Regions from separate parts of the Homo sapiens genome. Here regions 2 and 3 are each linked to region 1. The links are chromatin loops, found by intact Hi-C in ENCODE. Cell type or tissue: Caco-2. All regions are shown on one strand.

What was found. Hi-C counts contacts between places; a loop is a spot of excess contacts. Peaks named below come from ENCODE experiments on the same cell type or tissue, not always from the same donor. Only the 100,000 strongest peaks of a DNase experiment are listed, where the experiment ranks them.
Region 2: a loop joins it to region 1, with 4 times the contacts of the local background. A loop is called at or near these places in 2 of 110 quality-filtered maps.
Region 3: a loop joins it to region 1, with 29 times the contacts of the local background. A loop is called at or near these places in 95 of 110 quality-filtered maps.

Annotation. Positions count from the first base shown.
Region 1 is chr1:167,531,859-167,536,858 of GRCh38, forward strand. LOC107985224 (a long non-coding RNA gene) reads right to left here and starts at 3,937. Exons shown (of 2, transcript XR_001738279.2): 1 at 1,405-3,937. It also overlaps the pseudogene AKR1D1P1. In Caco-2, a CTCF peak has its summit at 2,117 (motif pointing left); DNase peaks (open chromatin) are centred at 878 and 2,113.
Region 2 is chr1:167,341,019-167,346,018 of GRCh38, forward strand. The region is part of intron 2 of POU2F1 (POU class 2 homeobox 1); the gene reads left to right. Among named protein-coding and RNA genes, the nearest start is that of POU2F1, 120 kb to the left of the region's middle. In Caco-2, a CTCF peak has its summit at 1,987 (motif pointing left); no DNase peak of the experiment used is centred here.
Region 3 is chr1:167,064,165-167,069,164 of GRCh38, forward strand. It overlaps GPA33 (glycoprotein A33), which reads right to left. Exons shown (of 7, transcript NM_005814.3): 3 at 4,758-4,974. GPA33-AS1 (GPA33 antisense RNA 1) reads left to right here. Exons shown (of 6, transcript XR_922249.3): 6 at 616-752. Among named protein-coding and RNA genes, the nearest start is that of GPA33-AS1, 14 kb to the left of the region's middle. RefSeq lists silencers at 488-782, 4,858-5,000. In Caco-2, a CTCF peak has its summit at 2,651 (motif pointing right); a DNase peak (open chromatin) is centred at 2,687; H3K4me3 peaks cover 169 bases.

The DNA of each region.
Region 1 (5,000 bases):
TTAGTAGAGATAGGGGTCTCCCTGTGTTGCCCAGGCTGGTCTTGAACTCCTGGCCTTCACGGATCCTCCCACCTCGGCCTTCCAAAGTGCTGAGATTACAGATATGAGCCACCATGCCCAGCCATATTGTCTTTTTAATCTTGATGACTCAGTAAGGTTGTCAATATTGGTGTACCGTTTCCATTTTATTTATTTATTTATTTAAATTAAAAAAAAAAAATTTTTGAGATGGAGTTTTGCTCTTGTTGCCCAGGCTGGAGTGCAATGCCGCGATCTCGGCTCACTGCAACCTCCGCCTCCCAGGTCCAAGCGATTCTCCTGCCTCAGCCTCCTAAGTAGCCGGAATTACAGGCCCCCCACACCACAACCGGCTAATTTTTTGTATTTTTAGTAGAGATGGGGTTTCACCATGTTGGCCAGGCTGGTCTCAAACTCCGGCTGCCCCAGCTTCCCAAAGTGCTGGGATTACAAGAGTTAGCCACCATGCCCAGCCAGTTTCCATTTTGTAGTTTAGGAAACTTAAAATTAAGTTATTTTTCTAAGGTCACAAAGCTGGTAGAATCAAAACTAAAACTCAAGTTTTCTGGGTGCTGGTTCACAGTAGTGGAAGAACATGAGCTTTAGAACAGGTTAGACCTAGGTTCAAATTCCAAATTCCATCTACTAGCTGGCTGTATGTTTTGAACAAGTTAATAAATATCTGAAATCTTTTGTCCCACATTGGCTAACAATGCCTACTGTACTGTCTTGTTGGAGGAATGAGTAAGATGATGTAGGTTATGTGCCTAGTATATAGAAGGTGTTGGGAAATGTTACATCACAGAGAGGAGGAGAGGACTGTAAAATGTTTGCTGGCAACTGCTCTGGGAAAAATCCTTCCAGGAATGATTGGAACCCAGCATGGGGAATGGGGTCACTGTCTTGGTGGAAAGGGTGGGAGATGAAGAGGAGGAAAGAGGAGGTGGTGTGGACAAGCCCTCCTATGGGGAGGTGAGGGAGGCCCCACATTCCCAGAATAGGGACCTGTGTGCTTCCTCTTTTTATCCCTCCAAAGTTCTTGAGCACTAGGTCAGAATTTAATGCACCTGCCTCTCATTCGTTATGAATAGACAGTTGCAATTCCTGGGACTGTTGGAGGTGATGGGTTTATTCTCAGAAATCTTAAAAAGGCATTTTCTGGGCACCTGAGCAAACACAAAATTATCCTGTGGAATGAGCAAGCTTCGAACGCTGAGACCCTGGGGCATCTGAAGGACCAGCTAATAACCATGTGCTAAGCAGTGTGTATTCCTAAGTTCCTCAGCTCTGCTTTTTAAAACCCCCCACCCCCCGTGCTCTGACTTGACCAAATGGTCTTCCCTCAGTGGGGTGTGTGGAAAGCAGCTGCTATGGGAATGCACAAACCTGGGATCTGCTCTCAGCTTTGTCCTTTACTTGCTGTGTGACTTTGACCAAATCACTTCCCCTCTCTGGGCCTGGGTGTCCTCAGCTATACAATGAAGAAGCTGAACTAGATGGTCTCCACAAGATGTCTTCCAGCTGGAAATTAAATTTTCGTATAATGATTCCTGCTTCTCCAGTGCCCCTTTCTCTTTCAGCTCCACTAGCTGTTACCTCCCCACAGGGTTGTGCTGTGTGCTGCCTCTGGGCCACATCCCAGGCATGCAGTGATGGCCCATGTCCAGGGTTCCTTCCCTATGAGGGTCTGGCTCCTGGCCTGCAGGGTCTGCCAAGACACCCTGACTTCATGCAGATTACATTTTTGTCTTTTCTAAAAGTGAAAGACGAAAAGGTTGCCTGAGTTTGCCCAGGGTGGAGACAGCCTGACCTGGAGTCCTCACAGAGCCCATCCTGGCCCCTGGGAATCCACTGGAACAGGCCTGCAACCCCTCGCCTCAGGATTAAACCTGAGGGCCCACTTCTGGGGACTGAAGGTCAGGAACCTGTGAGTCTCAGCATTAGCCCTTGACAGCCCCTTAGAAGGGTCACCAGCTTTAAGGGAAGGAAGAGTGCTTATCAGGACAAAGAGGGGCCCTCAGTTCCAGCAGGGCCAGCTGGTCTGGCCCAAGACAGGAGGATTAAACAGAATTCTTGGATGTTCAATGCGGCTCCATGGGGACCTCTAGCGGCTGTTTTGTCGAACTGCGGTCTCCAGCCTTCCCAGCCTCAGGACATTCCACACCTGGATGGATACTAAGTAATACCAATAACCAACATCTATCCTAGGCAGCGTCCCTGATTCACAGAGGGGAACCTCTTGAGGAGCACTTGCCTAAGGCCACCTGGCTAAGTGGTTGAGCAGGAATTTGAACGCTGCCGCTTGACTTCAGAGTTCATACTGCCTGCCCTCAAAGATGTGAGTGTGCTCCTCATGAAAACCTGGTGTTTTCCAGCACATGGCACTTGCCAATTCTATACGATGCACCTCTAAAACAAGTGAGAAGACATCTCTTCAAAGGACCCATGTGCCACCAGCAGTTGAGGGGTCACCGGATTCTTGGAGACAGAGCTAGGTTGAAGGGATGGGTCTGACACGTGTAAACTTGCCCAAGGTAACCATTTGCGAATCCAACCTCCTCCACGAAATAAAAATAAAGAGTGTCCTGCCTATCTCTAGGGCTTGTTGCAAGAGTTAGCTGAAACGCCACGATTGAACATATTTTATAAAATTAAGTAATTTGACGATTATAACTTTTATTTTTGTGAAAACAACCTGTAGTTACCAACCGATATTTGAAGCTAAAGAAAAAAAATGCAACCAGTATTTATGGAATGTTTGATATATTGGATAGTGTTCTGTGTACTTTTTACGTATTAGCTCGAACTTTTTCCTACAAACCAGGGAGGCAGGTCCTATTTTTATTCTCCATTTTACTGATGAAAACCCTGCAGCCCACACAGGGGAGGCACCTTGTCCATGATGAAATAGTGATGGAACGAGGATGTGTTCCTATGCAGCCCCACTGCAGAGCCACTGTGCTTGATTTTGACACTTACTCTGCTGTTCTTCAAGGATACATTCCAGTCTCCCAGAGAGGATGCAATGAGGACCCCCAGAGCTTGAGGATGCCTCTTCTACTGGCCCTAACAAGGATCACTGCTGTGTCAGGCACTGTGCTAAGTGATTTGTGGACATTTTTGCTAATCTGTACTCCCACCTGTGAAGTATTGCCCTTGCTTTACAGATGGGGTCTAAGGCTCTGAGAAGTAGAATGATTTGCCCAGGGCCACGTGCAGCAAGTGCACAACTAGCTCAGAACCCAGTGCTCTCGCAGCCGAACCGCTCCTAACCTCCGCTATACTGCTCCTGCTTGGCTGCTCCCCCCATCCATCCACCGGTGGGGCCCCCCACAGCCCAGGGCTCCCTTGGGCTCTGTTCACACTCTTTTTGCCCTCTCTGGGATTCCATGCATAGGAAGCAAAAACTTCTAAAGTAAGAAATGGCCCGAAAGCCAGGTGCCACCAACCCATAAAGTGTCATTTTTAGGAAAGATGCCCTTTGGGGTGATGCTGCTCACACCAGGACAAAGGCATGAGCTCAGGCTGGGTTTCAGCCCCTGCTTCCCTGTCAGCTGGGGCCTTTGTGCAGGATACAACCTGCAAAAGCGTGTCGTAAAACCACAGTCCAGAGCAGGAATGGACTAGAAACCATTGAGGATAAATCTTCTTGCGTGGGTGGGCCTGGGAGTTATCAAAGGAGGAAAGGTTTGGGATGAACAAAGCAGCCTTATCATTTATTCTCTTCCAAACACAATTACTATAAGCTGAATTGTTTTCCCCCAAATTCATATGTTGAAGCCATAACCCACCCTATGATTGTATCGGGAGGTAGAGTCTTTAGGAGGTAGTTAAGGTTAGGTGAGGTTGGAAGGTTGGGGCCCTGATCTGACAGGACTGTGGTCTTAGAAGAAGAGGAAGAGAGAGGCCAGGCGTGGTGGCTCACGCCTGTAATCTCAGCACCTTGGGAGGCCGAGGCAGGTGGATCAAGAGGTCAGGAGATCGAGACCATCCTGGCAAACACAGTGAAACCTCATCTCTACTAAAAATACAAAAAATTAGCCAGGCGTGGTGGCGGGCGCCTGTAGTCCCAGCTACTTGGGAGGCTGAAGCAGGAGAATGGCGTGAACCCGGGAGACGGAGCTTGCAGTGAGCCGAGATAGCACCACTGCACTCCAGTCTGGGCGACAGAGCGAGACTCCGTCTCAAAAAAAAAAAAAAAAAAAAAAAAAGAGGAAGACAGAAAGAGATCTCTCTCTGCCATGTGAGGAAACAGCAAGAAGGCGGCCGTCTGCAAGCCAGGAAGAAAGCCCTCCCCAGAACCCACTCTTGCTGACACCCTGATCGCAGATGTCCAGCCTCTAGAACTGCGGGAAATAAATACCTGCAGTTTAAGCCACCCAGTCTATGGTATTTTGTTCTGGCAGCCTGGGCAAACTAAGACAAAGATAAATCCCAGGGTCACAGATGACTCTTGGCAACCAAATAGGAGAGTTTGTGTTGACCGACTCTGGGCATGCATATAATGTGCTGAATTCCCCTTCTCAGAGCAGCCGTAAAGAGAGAGAGGAGACTGTGTCTTGGTTAAGCTGCTCTGCCCTCATTCCATGCTCAAAAGCGTATTTGAGCAGCGTCTATACATCAGGCTTTGGGAACAGAACAATGAGACATAGTCCGCCAAATCTGAAAAATCAAAGACATGATAATTAACTCACTTCGAAATCCCTTGCTTCCTCATGGAACGTTTGTGGCAGAGTTGCTCAGCGTGCCCACAAGACAGATGTCTCCATCCAAGCCTGTAATGTGGAATGCCATTCCTTAATGGAGGCTGATGTCTGGGGTGCCAAGCAAAGTCTCCTTGAGATTTGCCAAGTGCTTGGGATTAAATGTGCCTTCACTGAAACAAATCACTTCATTCTAAGTCACACAGCAAGTTGGAGGTCCAACCTCCATCTTCCACTATATTCACTAAAGTACAAAGTCTGTAAGCAAAACGTTTGTTA
Region 2 (5,000 bases), 190 kb before region 1:
AATTTATGTTCAGCATGAAGAAACAGTCAAAGCTGAGATGGGGGAAGAAATCTGTCCTAAATGTCTCTAATTCCTTCAAAAGATTTCCATTATGTCATCTGATTTCTAGATCTTTTATCTTTTAGTCATTCACAGAATTAGACAGTATTCCAATTCTTCAGACTTCATTGCAGCCATTACCATTACCTTTTGCTTATTATTATCTTTGAAAACTTACCATTGGCTTATTATAATTATTTTTATAATGCAGGTAAAAAGGATATTTAAATATATTTTAATATAAATGTTAATATATTTAATCAGATTTTCTGATACTTGTTTTGTAATGTGAAAAGTTGTTTTAAAGCAGCTGACTCATCTGTTGTAATGAATTTACAGTCAATTAACTGTCTTTTTTTCATCTGAATTATGATAGATAGATCCAAGGCTTCCCTATCCTGTCCTTTTTCACTTGCTTTTTTCATTTGAATTGAAAGGGGAGAGTTCCCTGACCCCCCTTGCAGGACATGCGACAGGGAGTGGCTCATATGTTTGGCTGCCCACACTCAAACCTCTTAGAGGAAGGGAAGCACACAGACTGGCAGGTGCAGGAGTTATGGTAAGCACTTTCTGGGCTCTGGCCACATGATAGTGTCTAGGGGTGGGTGTCTGCAACTCCCAAAGCCCAAGTGGGCACATGTTTCAGTGCACTCTTTTAGCCTTGCCATCTACAGACAGCTTAAGTGTTAGCTCAGTGATCCTCTTGGTACCCAAGTCCTTGTGCGGCGTCCAGGAAGAATCAGGTCACACATGGACTTGAAGGATGAATTCAGGGGTTTTGTTGAGCGGTGGAGGTGGCTCTTAGCGGGATGGATGGGGAGCTGGAAAGGGAATGGAATGGGAAGATGATCTTCCCCTAGAGTTTGGCCATCCAGCAGCTGATTTCCTCTTTGACCACCCCCAGTCGAATTCCTCTCAACATTCAGACATTCCTTCTCTTCTCTCTGCCACACCATTCTGCTGTTCTTCTGCTCTACTGTTCATGTCTTCTGGAGCCTGGGGTCTGGGGGTTATATGGAGCCACGATAGTGGGGTATGGCAGGCCAAAAGGCAACTTTTGGGCGCAAAAACAGAAATACCTGTTCCCATTTAGGACCATGGGTTTCCAGGCTTGAGGGTGGGGCCTTTGCTGGGGAACCACCCTCTTCTACCCAGTATTTCCCTGTCTCCTGTTCATATCAAAATGATTTTTCCCCAGGATAGTATCACTATATTTCAGGCAAATGAAAAGTCAAAAGAAATTTGTTAATGTAACCTAATATACATAAATACAATAGTATTTTTGGAATAATATTTATGGGCTTGTATTCCAAAAATACTGTCATCCAAAGTTCCTAGTAACCAGTGATGTTATTAATTCTTTGGGATTTACTAGTGCTATGGCTGGTATTAGGACATTATATGCTCATTTATATTCATAAAAGAGCATGATCAGATATCATTTTCTCCAAGATGAAGAGAAAGAATCCTGAAAGACCAGGGTACCAGTGAATAGACTTGCTATTCTTCATAGTAATTTAACAACTTGATGCCTTGAACCAGCACTAGTTTTGGAAATAATTTCCAGATAAAATACCAGTGTTTTCCAGAAAAGCCTCAAAATAGACCTCAATATAGTTCTTGTTAAACCAGAATGGAGCATTTGCAAATTTCAGACACTTAAGGATTATTTTCCTTTTGAACTTACGTTTATCCAGAGGCCATTTTTAATATTCTTACTGCTTTTATTATTATTTTAAAATTTATTACATATTTTATTGTGTAGACTACATTCTGCCCTGGCCAAGCTGCTCTTATAAGCCTGAGAGTAGAAATACTAATTTTGTTTGGAGTACCTTTATAGCTAATTTTTAATTAGTGGGTCATTGAAAGTGGCTGAAGCATTTCCAGAGAGCCTCAGGAGCTCAGTGAAGGATCTTGGTGGTTTAGAAGCAAATACCAAACACCTGTAGGAAAGATAGACCTCCCTCTAGTGTTTGATTTAATAGATGTCAGTTACAGGATATGGCTTCTACAAGATTCTGATCAGTACGTATTGAGAAACTTGCCCTGGCTCTGCCCACTGGTGCACATGGGGATTTTAAAACTTTAGGTCAGGGGTGGGGGTCAAGGGGGAGAAGGGCGCTATAATTACTGAAGCTGTGCGAATAGGAAGTGACATCTGAATTAAGATTATACTTTTGTTAAATGACTGAATAAGCAATTGATCTTTTTGCCATGAGGTAACCCAGTAACAAATTTAGAATTTTAAAGGTAGTATCCATTTTTGTTCATTACTAATAGAAATTGAGAACATTAAAGAGAGGGTTTGTTTCTAAAATGCTGTTTTCAGTACAGATTATTAGAGATTGTCTATAATTTTCTCCCTTAGAGAGCAGCTTAGTTTTATTTCATGTTACTTTTTTCATTTTTTTTCCTAACAGATATTAAAGAATTTTTGGTATAAAAGAATTTTCCAGCCATGTTATACTTTACATCTTGCTTGAAGCCAAAAACTAGACTACATTATTCTTTCAATTAGATCCATTATATAACATCCTGGCATAGAGCAATGGCAATAGAAGCCAGGGGTCAATTTTTTTTTTTTTTTTTTTTTTTTTTTTTTTTTTTTTTTTTTTTTTTTTTTTTTGAAGGAAGGAAAGGGAGTAATTTAAAATGAATACTTGTATTTGCCTCGGGGCTGGGAGAGATGTGGTAGCATTCTCTGAGTAGGAACTGTACTGTTGGGGAGTAGACTTGACAATGAGATGATGAAACATTTCAGCACTGAAAATGTTGTACTTGGGGTGCCTTGTGGTGCTTGCAGGTGAAGATGTGGGCAATTGAAGATAGAGATAGGTTCCTGAGGAGAGGTGTAAGAGTCTTTAACAGGGAAATGCTACGGGGAGGAGAGTGGAATCAGCCAAGAGGACCAAGGACGGAGCTCTTCTAAGGTGTTGAAAGGGCTGGTAGAGGAAGAGGAGCCCATGCCTTTGTTGTCGAATAGGATGGACACTGACTGCATGTGGCTCTTTAAATTTAAATTAAATTAAATTAAATTAAAAATTCAATTCCTCAATCATACTAACCACATTTCTAGTGTTCAGTAGCCACGTGTAGTTAGTGACTACCATATTGGCCAGTACATATAATAGAACATTTCCATTATCACAGAAAGTTCTATTGGACAGTGCTTAAGTAGACTAAGAAATAACAACCATGGAGATCAGATGTGAATCAGACCAGTGAGCTCATGGAGTTAGCATTTAGTGTGGTCAAGTCCTGCCATAGGAGCCTTAAAATGTGACCCTTGAATTTGACAATTAGTTACTGTGGGCCTTTTAAAGATTTTAGTTAAGTGGTTTGGAAAGAAATTGCTGTGGTTAAGAAAGTGAATGGTTGTGTAAAGGGAATGATAAATGTAAGCAACTCTTTTCATGGAAGCTCTATATGGGGCTATATATATGTATCATAGTGGTTAAGAGCTCAGACCCTGAAATCAAACCCCATGGATTCATATCTTGCTCCTTTCACTTGCTAGTTGTGTTACCTTAGGCAAGTTACTTTTTTCATGTTAGAGTTTTTCTTAGCTGTAAGATGGAGATAAATAATAATCCATCTCATAGTCTTGTTGTATACACGGAAAGCAAGTAGGTATGTGGCACAGTCCATTCACTATCAGTGTTAGCTATCTATTAGGAGGAAGGGGAGGATGATAGAGAAGGAAAGAATGGGAGGGGACGTTAGAAGGGCCTCCTAGTGAAGCAATTTGAATATGTTTAGATGCTAAGGGAAAAGAGCCAGTGTAGGAGGGGAGTGGCAAAGAAAGAACAGATGATGCAGCCATAAAAAGGAATGAGATCGTGTCCTTTGCAGGGACATTGATGAAGTTGGAAGCCGTCATCCTCAGCAAACTAACACAGAAACAGAAAACGAAACACCACATTTTCTCACTCATAAGTGGGAGTTGAACAGTGGGAACACATGGACACAGGGAGGGGAACATCACATACCAGGGGTGAGGGTGAGGGGAGGGAACTTAGAGGACGGGTCAATAGGTGCAGCAAACCACCGTGGTACACGTGTACTTATGTAACAAGCCTGCATGTTCTATGTATCCCGGAACTTAAAGTAAAATAAATAAATAAGAAAGAACAGATGAGTCAGGGATCCATTTTTGAGGAGAGGGGAGGTGTTGGGTTTCAGAGCACGTGGTGGCTGAAGTAGCCTAAAGTAGAAGATTCCTTTTTTTGTTGTTTTTTAGGTGAGAAATGGGAGAGTAAAGGAGATAAAGACAGATTCAGATAGTAAGTTTTCAGGTAGAAGGGAATGTAAGAAAGCAGTCTAGAGAGGATTAGGAACAGTCAATTAGGGATTTCCTTGTGATACAGGGAAAACAAAACTGGGAATAGAATGCAATAAACAAGTCTAGGATTAAAATAAACACTATCAGCAGGATTTGTAGCAAAGTGTCATAATCCAAGTTAGGAAGGCTGACATCAGATAAACTCAGAAGGTAAAGAGCATTCATTGTGTTTCTGAGGAAGGCAGGAAGCTGCTACCGTTTAACTGGCTCACATCCTACAGGGAAAGATGAGCAAGGGAGCCTCTGACTAGGTTGAGAGGCAGAACAGAGATGGAGCAAGGTCAATGTTTGGTAATTTTCTCCACCAACAAAAATATTAATAAGATTTTAGGATATTAAAATAAGGTCTGTCTTTCTGGTTTTCTTGGTCTTCAAATATATTTCATTTATGTTCAATATTTAAGTTATTTGAAAAGTCTCAACAGCTGGTAAGTCATAAGACACTTATTTTTCTACAATTAAGAATAAAGTTAAGAGCCTGGAATAAGTGGCTCACACCTGTAATCCCAACACTTTGGGACATCAAGGCATGAGGATTCCTGGAGCCCAGGAGTTGAAGACTAGCCTGGGCAACATAGTGAGACCCGCATGTCTACAAAAAAAAAAAAAAAAACTT
Region 3 (5,000 bases), 470 kb before region 1:
TCCCAGTTACTCAGGAGGCTGAAGCAGGAGAATTGCTTGAATCTGGGAGGCGGAGGTTGCAGTGAGCTGAGATCGTGCCATAGCACTCCAGCTTGGGCAACAAGAGCAAAACTCTGTCTCAAAAAAAGAAAGAAAAGAAAAAAAGAAAAAGAAAGAAAGAAAGAAAGAAAGATGGGGACATTGAGGCCCAGAGAGGACACTTGCTCATAGGTACTGGCAGAGCTGGGACTAGATCTCAGCTCTTATAACTCCAGATCCTGTGCACTCTCCACCAGCCCATATGAGCTCCTTCTGCCACTAATTCATTTGTGCCATTTTGGGAAAATCCTCACTTCCCCTCGACCTCAGTGTTCCATTCTGTAAAATTAGTGGACTACAAACCTGTTCTGTAAAGGGCCAGGTGGCAATATTTAGGCTTCGCAGACTACATATTGTCTTTGTTGCTGCTACTTTTTCTCTTTAAATAGTATGTTAGAAATGTAAAAACAGTCTGTGGGCTGGATTTGGTCCTAGTTTGCCTACCCCTGAACTAAGTGATCTCTGAAGCCTTCCACTCTTAACTTCTTAGTAATGTTCTTTCTGGGTTCAGCACCATCCTCCTCCTGTGCTTTGCAGATAACGTGCAGTTGCCATAAGCACGGGATGATGGGCGGAAGCAGTTGCCATAAGCACGGGATGATGGGCGGACCCACAGGCAGCAGTAAAGTTATGTGCAGGGTGAAGGATGAGGACTGAGGGGACTCGAGCAGGCAGAGGGCGCAGAGGTAAGGAGAGGGAAGCCCATAGACTGGAGGTTACCCAGAACGGCAGCCACCCTCATCTCACAACCCCAACCCGATTCCCTGGATTTCTGGGAAGCTTAAGCCTGTGCCTTTCACTCAGCATTGTCAAGATACCATTGTGGAGCTGGGTTCATTCTACAAACCTCACTGGGTGCCTACTGTGTGTCTGACAATGCTGGGCACTTGGAGGACACAGTGGGTGGGTCAAGGAATCTAGTGGGGGCAAAAGACAAGTAGCTGAACAATGACCAGACAGGAGGCAAGGCTGCTGGGGCAGATAAGGCCTAAAACAGCCCCAAACCCAAGATCAGCTGTGACGTGAAGGAAGCATGACAGTAAACAAGGCCAGTGGTGGAGGTGGGAGTGGTGGTCGGAGAAAGAGGTGATGGTACTCCAGGCAGAGTGAACAGCATGTGCAAAGGCTCAGAGGCAAGAAGCAGCATGAAGCATGCTTGAGACTTCAGGTCGTGTCCTTGGAGGTGAGAAGGGGAGGACACACAGTGGAGAGGGTTGCTCCTGGAATCCCTAGGTGGCAAGCCTGTCTCCTCTGCGTCTTTCTTTTCACATCCCCTTGGATGGCTTGCTCGCTCAATAAACAGTGCTGCCCATTCTATAATCCAGGTGCACGGTCGCTGAGCATCAGGAGTGCATTCTGATCTCGGCCCCACCCGGCAGCTGCTGAGAGAAACCCTTCCACACACACCACTCCCCTCTAGCCCAGCAGCCACAGTATTTCCTCTTGGAAAGAGCCAGGCTATTGTTGGGTGTGCCCAACATCTCCTGCTGCCATAGTGAGGGCTGGCCAGGTGTGGGGCGAGCATGAGGGAAATTAGAGGCCCTCCCTGATTGTCACTTTCCCTTGGATGGTTCCTAAACATAAGAGGTCCAAAGTTCAAGGCCGGGCCTCATCTATCCTGCACCAGACCCTGGGACTGGAGCAGTGTGGGGAGGGGGAGTCTGCGGCTTAAGGACCACTCTTACCAGCAGCCAACAAGCAGGTCCCCGGGGAACAAGAGAAGGTGAACACCACTTCCCAGAGGACCCCTAGGATGGGCTTGCTGAGCCAAGCTTTATCTCTTGAGCTTTTCAGAGGTACGGGAGCATCCCTCTCCACGCATCCAAACCATTCAGCCTTTTCCCAGGAATGCCTTGAATCGGAAGCAAAGGCTTTATTCCACAATTGGAGAGCGGGCAAAACACCAATCCCACCTGAGGAGTCCCAGGTGTCCCCAAAGTCACACCAAGTGTGCATGACTGACAGTAGAGCCTTTCTACAACCAGGTTTCTTTGGGATAAAAGACAAAAAGGGAAGAAAAGTAACTGAGGCCTACTGGCATCTACAGAGCACTCAAAGGCATCCGAATGCATCCAAAAACTGTTATAGCTTTGCTGAAACCACCATTTTCTAAGGGAAAACTGCTGAAAGCAAATCCTTAATTCTCTCCAGAGGCAGAGGTACAGACAATGGCAAAGAAGTGACCAGCCACTCCCAAAGAGATCAGCCTTAGGGCGGAATGTGTCAGTTCCCAGCCCCTAAACCCTCTGGCCTCACCCAGGAACCCCTGCTCTCACCCTGTCCAGATCCCTCACTAAGGTCTCTCCCCTCAGCCTTCCACCGTCAAAAACAGGTAGGACCTCCGATCAAACAGATCTTTAACAGATCAAATCGTCCTTCCACACATGTGGGGCCCGTGAGACCTCCGGGGGACTCGGTATATTATCAGTCTTACCTCCCCAGCAGAATGCAGATGTTACCTGAATATTCACTGGAGGAGCAGTGATAGGGAGGGAGGGGAAACGGAACCAGTCGGGTGCCAAGGCCTCTCCGAAGCCTGCGACTCCCGCTACAGACGTCAGGGGGCGCCAGAGGCCGGAGCACCGGGTCCCCGGTCCCGGAGCCCCAGTTTTCCCAGCCGAAACCGAGACTGAGACCACGCGTGCTGCCCCGAGGCGCGGGCTGAGGGGCCGCCGGGCTGGGAGCTTCATGCTCGCCTCGGTTTACTGAGGTCATCCAGCCCCAGTGGGCTGGCTGCCTTAAAATAGCCTAGCTGCAAAGCCATTAGGAAAGAAAACGTGTGTGTGAATGTTTATATATGTTTTTATTTATGTTTATATATGTTTATATGTATATAATTTAAACTTGTTTCTTCGAGTGCATTAAAAAAATGGGCTCTTTCTTTTCTCTGTGTTTTTTGTTTGTTTGCTTGCTTGCTCGCTTGCTCGCTTGTTTGTTTTGAGGCCGGTCTCTGTCACCCAGGTGGGAGAGCAGCGGCTCGATCACGGCTCATTGCAGCCTCGACCTCCCCAACTCAAGAGATCCTCCACCTCAATTTATTTATTTATTTATTTATTTATTTATTTTGTAGAGAGGAGGTCTGGCTATGTTGCTCAGGCTGGTCTCCGCCTCGGCCTCCTAAAGTGCTGGGATTACAGGCTTGAGCTACCGCACCCGACCCTTCTTCTTTTTTAAAAAAGTAAAACATTGGTTTCACCGAGTTCCATAATCTCAGATTAAATTTGTATCCTTCTGGCTGGCCCTGGTTGGGAGGAAGAGGGATCAGCATTTATATAATGCTTATGTGGAGGATTTCGGGGGAGTGTGCATTAATACTTCCATTGCCCAAAGGAAATGAGACCTATTTAAGGGACCCCTAACATACATATGTACGTGTGTGTATGGGATGTCTATTGTAGTATTGTTCATACAAAAAAATGTTAACAGCCTGAATATTCATCAGTATGGAACACTTGAATAAATCATGGTACCTCCGTGTGATGGAATGTATGCTGTTAATCGGTAGATCTGCATGTGCCGATCTGGAGAAATGCGCATGAAACAAGGTTAGAAAGAAAAAACGCAGAGTGATCTTTATAACATGATTCCATTTTTTTTAAAGGAAAGAAAGGAAAAGAGAAAAGTATGCAAGAGTGTGTGTGTGTTGAAAGGACATGAGGAAAATATGGAATACCTACCTGTGTTGCCATTGGCTACCTCTCTAGGGGGTAGGGTGGAAGGAGACCTTAGTTATTCTTTATACAATGCGAGTTTGCATAGTTGTATAGTTGGACCCACTATAATGCTTTCAAAACGTCAGGCAACCACCTTATGCAATAAAAATATCTTAATTATTAATTAAATTAAATTTTAAAATAAATTTAATTTAAATTAAACATATTAATTAAAAATAAAATGCAATCAATTATGTAAAAGGAAGAGGGAAAAAAGATCTTTGTTTTGGTTTAAAGCATTGCTACCTCCCAGCAGTGGTGCCATTTCTTATATTGGACATAGACTAAGTGCTCATTAAATAACAGTTATTTTCCAATAACGATTTGACTTTGAGTCAGTTCCTTCCTTTCTCTGGGCTTCATCTACAAAATGAGGATATTAAAGTAGATGATCTTTCAGATCCTTCCCAAACTATAAATTCCAATAATAAGTCATTCCTATGAAAAGAATGTTATCTTGGGACACATTTCAAAGGGAGCAGAACCTGACTGATGGAGTATCTGTTGAGGGATGGGGGTGAGCAGATGGTGGCATGAAGAATTTCTGCTGGGTAGCCAAAGTTACGGCAGGGAAAGATATAAGAGAATCATGATGTGGCCCCCTGAGCACCCAATTAAGGCACAATGAGTCTTTGCAATAGGATTTAAGATTTTCCTTTATCTTTGTAATAAGTGTGGTATGAAAAAGAGGAGCTGGTATGGAGGAAAGGACACCGACAGAGCAAGGGACCACTCCAAGTCGGCCTTCTCTGTCCTCGAGACTGTTGGCCATTGGCGGAGAACTCAGAATAGTGTTTAGTTCCAAAGGGAGGAGCGGTCCCTCTGCTGAAGACAGCCTGGACGAGGTGAGGAGTCTTAGCTCCTTGTTGCTGCCTCTGGCTTCGTCTCAACACCTGGGCTCTTCTCCCTGTGCTGCCACCTGCCCACCCTCTTCCTACAACTCCTGAAAGACATGAAGACACTCACCGAGGACCAACAGGCGGACACGTGACTTGGTGTTGCCCTCCAGGTCTGACATCAGCGAGACAGAACACTCGTAGGTGCCGTTGTCAGCCATGGTCAGCTGATCAATGGTGATGGAGGCATCGGACTGCTCAGCATTGTTGGATATGCTGACGCGATTCTTATAAAGCTCACCATGGATGTAGTTTTTGTTTGAAAACGGCCAGATGACCACCCTTTCCTGGAGAGAGAAGAAATGGCACCAGG